Regions from separate parts of the Homo sapiens genome. Here region 1 is linked to region 2. A link is a loop called in an ENCODE intact Hi-C map of the cell type or tissue named here. Cell type or tissue: endothelial cell of umbilical vein. All regions are shown on one strand. Each heading gives the region's core, and the rest is flanking DNA. Links, peaks and the distances in the headings are about the cores only.

What was found. Peaks named below come from ENCODE experiments on the same cell type or tissue, not always from the same donor. Only the 100,000 strongest peaks of a DNase experiment are listed, where the experiment ranks them.
Region 1: a loop joins it to region 2, with 4 times the contacts of the local background. A loop is called at or near these places in 3 of 110 quality-filtered maps.

What each region holds. Positions count from the first base shown.
Region 1 is chr2:118,737,341-118,740,251 of GRCh38, reverse strand. No RefSeq gene overlaps it. Among named protein-coding and RNA genes, the nearest start is that of LINC01956, 97 kb to the left of the region's middle. RefSeq lists an enhancer at 1,365-1,659. In endothelial cell of umbilical vein, for the core only: no CTCF peak of the experiment used is centred there; a DNase peak (open chromatin) is centred at 1,441; H3K27ac peaks cover 761 bases.
Region 2 is chr2:118,854,285-118,857,195 of GRCh38, reverse strand. No RefSeq gene overlaps it. Among named protein-coding and RNA genes, the nearest start is that of EN1, 8.1 kb to the right of the region's middle. In endothelial cell of umbilical vein, for the core only: a CTCF peak has its summit at 1,368; a DNase peak (open chromatin) is centred at 1,395; H3K27me3 peaks cover 2,209 bases.

The DNA.
Region 1 (2,911 bases), core at 320-2,819, 120 kb after region 2:
TATATTGGAACGTAGTTATTAAGCTATTAAAAAACAAAATTTGGATATAGTAATGTATGCATTTTGTTATTAATGTAGTATGCAACTAAAATGCTTAAAAATCAGTGTGTTAAAGTATATTTTAAAAGACTGATTAGGGTGAAAGTTATAGTTGCTTGTTTGAATAAAAACTTTCAACTATGGGGTGGTTTTGGGCAAGGCAACATGCATGTCATACTGGATATGAAAATACAGTTGTGATTCTTTTCTCAGCCCAGTCCATGGGCCCCCTGCATGCTCTCCAGGGACCCTTCCCAGCATGGTGTAACCTTCCCTCTTACCTCTTACACCTCATCTTCTAGTCTCCTCCAGACACACTGCCCTTGTTGCTGTGTCTCCATTAATCCAGGCACATTTCTGCCCCACGACTTTTGAGCCTGTGCTTGTCTCTACCTAAACTACTCTTCTTGCCAGCGTCTGTGTGGCTCCCTCCCTCACTTCTTTCAGATCTTTCCTCAAATCTCACCTTCTCAGTGAGGCCATCTTTGAATGTCTCCCACCAACATAGGGCTCCCATTCTCCCTCCCTGCTTTATCTTTTTTGTATTGCTAACTAACCTTTTCTAATATCTTCCTTAACTATTGCCTCTATTTTTGTGTTTCTCCACTAGGACATAAGATACATTTCGGTGGAGATTTATCAGTTTTGTCCACTGCTGTATTCCTAGTGCCTAAAATAGAGCAGGCAATCAATAAATATTTATTGACTAGATGCACAAATTTACATGAATATTGTTCTGAGCAAAACATAATCAGAGGTAAGTCTGTTGTTTAACTTCTTCCCAAATTTTGGTGTACTGAATCCTATTCAGTATTACATTGAAAATATCCTCATAAGTGCTAATAAAGCCTCCTGTAAGAATCCAGTGACATTGAGCAAAACACCCACCTAAGGGTAATATTTGCTTTTTGAGGGAATGAATGAGGGGCAGGAATGGTGAAGTGGGTCAATCCAGGGCCACTGTCTGGCTGCGCATTCCTGGCAAAAACCTTATCTCTCTGAACCTCATTTTTTCATCTGTAGGAGGAGAATAACTATACTGACCTCAAAGGGTCACATTGAGCCTTAAATGAGATAATCCATGAACAGTGCAAAATCAGGCACAAGAAATAAATGATGGCTGTTGGCAGTACTTGTAATAAGTCACAAGAGAAGAAAGCCAAGAGTTCCAGGAAGTTTTCTGCTCTGCAGGAGACTTGGAGGTCCTGGGGAAAAGCCACATTTGAGCAGAGGAGAATATACTGTGCTGGAGTCACCCTCCAGGTCTCCCCCCATTTGGTGCTCCAGCCTTTTCCACCAGAGGACTTGGTGCTCGGAGCCTGCCCCTGGCCCTGGCTGCTTGTGGATGCCTCTGGCTCTCAGAAAAGGCCATGTAAATCAGAGCTGAAGGGAAGGGATGGAGAAATTCAGGCCAGGCCATGATTCAAAAGGCAGCAGGAAATGAATACATTTGTTGGAACACAGGGCCAAAAGGACTTGAAGCGTCTGGAGTGAGTCATCAGGTATGCTGAATGCGTACACAGCTCCTGGCTCACAGACTGGGCTGATAGCTACTGGGAGATCAAGCTATGAATAATACGGTATATGTTCCCGCCAACAGAAATTATTTTTAGATTCGCTTCTGTTTCACATTATTCATTGCCCACTTTCCATTTATTAATAAAGATGATTGGAAGTTGACTGACAATAAATACATTATGTATTATTTTATGCACCTATTCACCAAATTTGCTAACCACTAACTATATGCAAGGACTGAGGCACTGGAGATACTAAGATGAACAATATCTGAAAAGTTCACAAAAATAATCTCATGTTATTCTCAGACCAACTCATGAAGGAGGTAGTAGCTACCTTCAGTTAATAATGGATTTGTTGATTGATTGATTCATGTATTACATCATCCAAAATACTTACTGAGCACCTACAAGGTGCCAGGTGCTGTGCTAGATGCTGAGAAGTTGATAATAAGACAAAAGCCTTACATTCTATGGGAGAGACGAACATAAGTAAGGAAGCACATAATTACGTAGCATAATGTCAGGAAGTGATGGGTGTCATGAACAATGAAGTCGGGCTGGAGATGGGAGCTAGAGAGATATTGCTAGACAGAAGGTGGTTTTGAGCAGAGAGACCTGAACAAAGAGCGAGAATGGCTGGGTCCTTCAGTGGAGGACAAAGGACATCTCTGGACTTTTCTCTGAAAACGATACCACAGAAAAATGAAATGACTTTTCCAGGATCACACAACCAGGTGGCTACCCAGCTGCAGTACTGCTCTGGCCTCAAGATGGTAACCTGTACCAACCAGTTTTAAAAATACTGCTCCCTGCCTTCAAGGAAGCCTGCACTTGGATCATCAAATACAGCCTAGAGCCAACTGAGGACTCCAGGAAGAGCATGTGATGAATCCCACAGCTAAGTGCGCATGAATGCATGAATGCACGCCTCAGATATGTAGACAGGTGCACGTTGGCTGCTGCACAGAACAGACTAAATAGAGGTAATGAAACCATAAGTGAAGACCCTGTTTGTTTACAGTTCTTTTCGTAAGAGGAGTCATTTATCTCTGCTCTTTCATTCTGGAAATTAGCATATGAAGGTGTTTGCTGAGTTTCCTACCTTGAGAGAATGCAAAGCTTAATAAAAGAAAATGTTTATCATCTGAAAATTCTTTTTTAAATAAAAGCAATAGCAGTTTTCAATCGAAATTGTCTTCAGAAATAGAACTAGAAACTTTTGTCCCTTGTGAAAATTTGTTCTTTGTTCTGCCTTACCAGATGCATAAGCTGGAAAAGTGTATTGAGGAGGTGGCCTCTGAGGAGATGAGTGTTGACAAGGTCCCCACGCCCCACTCCTGCCTGAATGAGAG
Region 2 (2,911 bases), core at 310-2,809:
GTGGCAGGCTCGCTGCGGCCCCAAGGGCAGTTTCGCTTCTCAGGGAATGCTATGCGAGACCTCCACCCAGGTGCCTAGAAGGCAGCCGCTCTGGCCTTGCGCCGCCAGCCTGAAGCTAAGGACCAGGACAGCCGGCTATGTCTGGCGAGGACCGTTCCGGGGCTTCCCGAGGGGTGCGCCAAGCTTGGGGGCTGCCGTCCCCACGCTTGGAGCCCAGAGCTTGCTGGACTGTAGCCTCCCTTGAGCCGCACGAACTCGGAACTCCAAGCAGAGGTTATAAGCGATCTCCGGATCAAAGTACTGTCCCCTTTCCCTGGCTTTCGAGTTTTATTCATTTCATGGAAAGGTCAAGCGTGGCTTGAGGTCTGAGCTACCCTGCACTGGTCTCGACGCCTGCCGTCGATGCTCGTCGGACACTGCCTGGCAGGGAGATTTGGGTTAGGAGCCACGTCTCCACCCCCACCCCAGGGCTCAGGTGCGTCGTTGGCTCAGTCTTCGCTCTCCCTCTAGCCTCGGCCCTTCTTACGGGTCCTCTCTCTAACACTGACCGCTGCCCGGGTGCTGTCTTCTCATCTAAGCCTCCCGCATGTCTCTAAGCCCCTCCTTGTGTCCTCGCTGGACCCACGACATGGGTGCTCTCCAGCAGTGTCCACACTGCAAAGTGAATGAAGTTTTACTGGTTTCATTTTTTAAAAAGGTTTAAGTTAATGGGCACTTATCGGGATAATTTGGACCATCCTAACCCCATCCAAATGAAAACCTAGACAATTGAGAAAACAATAATGGCAGCAGTTATACATTAAATATATATGAGATTAGGATATAAATGGCACATAAAAGTCCAGGATTTATTCAAGGCTAGAAATAGAAGGCAAGGCACAGGTGTCTACAGACGCTGCTCAGATTCAGTATCAGTTTCAAGGTCAGAGTTGGGAGAGGACCAATCTCATCCAACGCCCTCAGTTTACGAATAAGAACACTGAGGCCCAGAGAGCAGCGGGGTTCCGCCCAGGGTCACACAGCGCGGGGGAGGTAGAGGGAGTAGGAACGTAGCCCCGACTACCAACGCGGCGCCCGTCCCTGTGTGGCTCGGGTATTTTCTGCTTTCGGAATCGCAGGGCAAACCCGCACCCCCCACCCCCCGGAGGGGCTTTTCCTCCAGCTTTAGCTGTCTTGAGGTGGGGAGATCCCGAGAAGGATCCCTTTGTGGGAATTCCGTTGTCTCTCCCGCCTCAGGGGTCAATTGCCAGGAAAGAGGCCGGACGTCCCCACCGCAAGCGCAGGGCTTCAGGCACACATCTCCCCGCAGCCCCGAATACCCCGAGGGCGCCACACAGACGCAGTTCTCACTGGCGCCGACAGGTGGCGCGTTCCCCACAGGGAAGCCGGCCTTCAGCCGCCCGCGAGCTCATCAGACTCGGCTCCCTGCGCCACCGCCGGCTTCGGGTCGCTCTATGGAAAGAAAGGGGACTGGAAGCGGTGCGGCGGGGGAGCTCGGGCTTGGTGCCGAATGGTCTAAAATAAAACCCGAGAAACCCAGATTCCAGCCCTTCGGCTTAGAGCGGCCTCACGGTTCCACTGTTTAAGGGGCCGCTGCGCGCCGGGTGCAGAGGACAAGGCTCCGCCGGCTCCGCGGAGAGCACACGGGACCCACTGGGGTCACCCCTAGGGGGCGCGATGTCCCCCCCGCAAACCCTCCCACGCACCGGCTCTTCCATGCGCGTCCCTGCAGCCTCCTCGGCTGCCAGCCCCAGCCCCCATCCTTCCGCCTATTTTTTTTTTCTTTTATAAATGGGGGTGGGATGGAGAATAAGGGAAAAAGTGAGCTTTTTCAATTGCGGCGATAATTGTCCGCGAGATGGGTTTCTTAATCTGCTCATCCATTATTGACTGCTCCTCTAATATTTGGCTTTGCCGCTTTGATCGCCAGAAGATCACATACTTGACTCCTTTGCATAACAATTTTGGGGCGGGAGTCATCGGCGCGGGAGGGGAGGGACGTGCCTGGAATGGCTTTGTGGCCGGTATTCCACCCCTACCCCATCCCTACCCCCAGTCCCCCCGCAGGAAGTGAGCCCAGCCTTCCCTTTACCGAGCCCCCTACCCCTAACTACCATTCACGCTTGGACAGTTGTAGCGGGGGCGAAGAGGATGCTGCTAACCCCCTGGTGGGTGGAGGAGAGGTGGGAATCTTAGGAGCCCTAAGTGGGATCCGACAAGGGGAGGGGTTGTGCTTCCCTCTCGCCCTCAGCCCCACTACATTCCCAGCCCCAAGAGATCACCTTCCCTCCTTCCTCCCACCTCCGACACCCACCGGGAAGGGGGTGAACCCTTCCTGGGGGTGAATGGAGTGGAGTTGGAAGCCTGGGGTAGGAGACCGTCATCCCCCGCGCTCTCATCTGGGACTCAGGCTGCAGAACAAAACTGGGACGCCCGCGGCTTCCCAGCGGGATTTGGCGAGCTCTGAGACCAGTGGCGGCCTCTGTGGGATCCCTACCTAGTCCCTTACTCTCTTCGGGTCTCAGTTGCCTCATTTGTGGAGCGGGCTTTTGGTCTCTGCGCTCCCTAAGGTCCCTTTGATCTTGACCTTGGCACGTGTGGCCCACCCTCCCCTCAATCAGGGCTCAGAGCTGCTGAGGTGGGTCTTGGTGGGAAACAAAAAACCAGTTGCTATTTTAATCCGGGTTTAAACAACTGTCTCCTCTTCCCTGGCATAGTTCAATGGCGGGGGTGGAGGGGGTGGTTTGGAGGGAGAGATAGGGTAAAAGGTGAGGTTTGGGGTCAGAGCCTAGGGTCGTTCCAACTTCACATATTTCACTTCCAAAACCTCGGTCACTCCCCAGCTCTCACACAAATTCACTCACTGACACGCACACATGGAGACTATTCACGTGGACACGCACACACACTT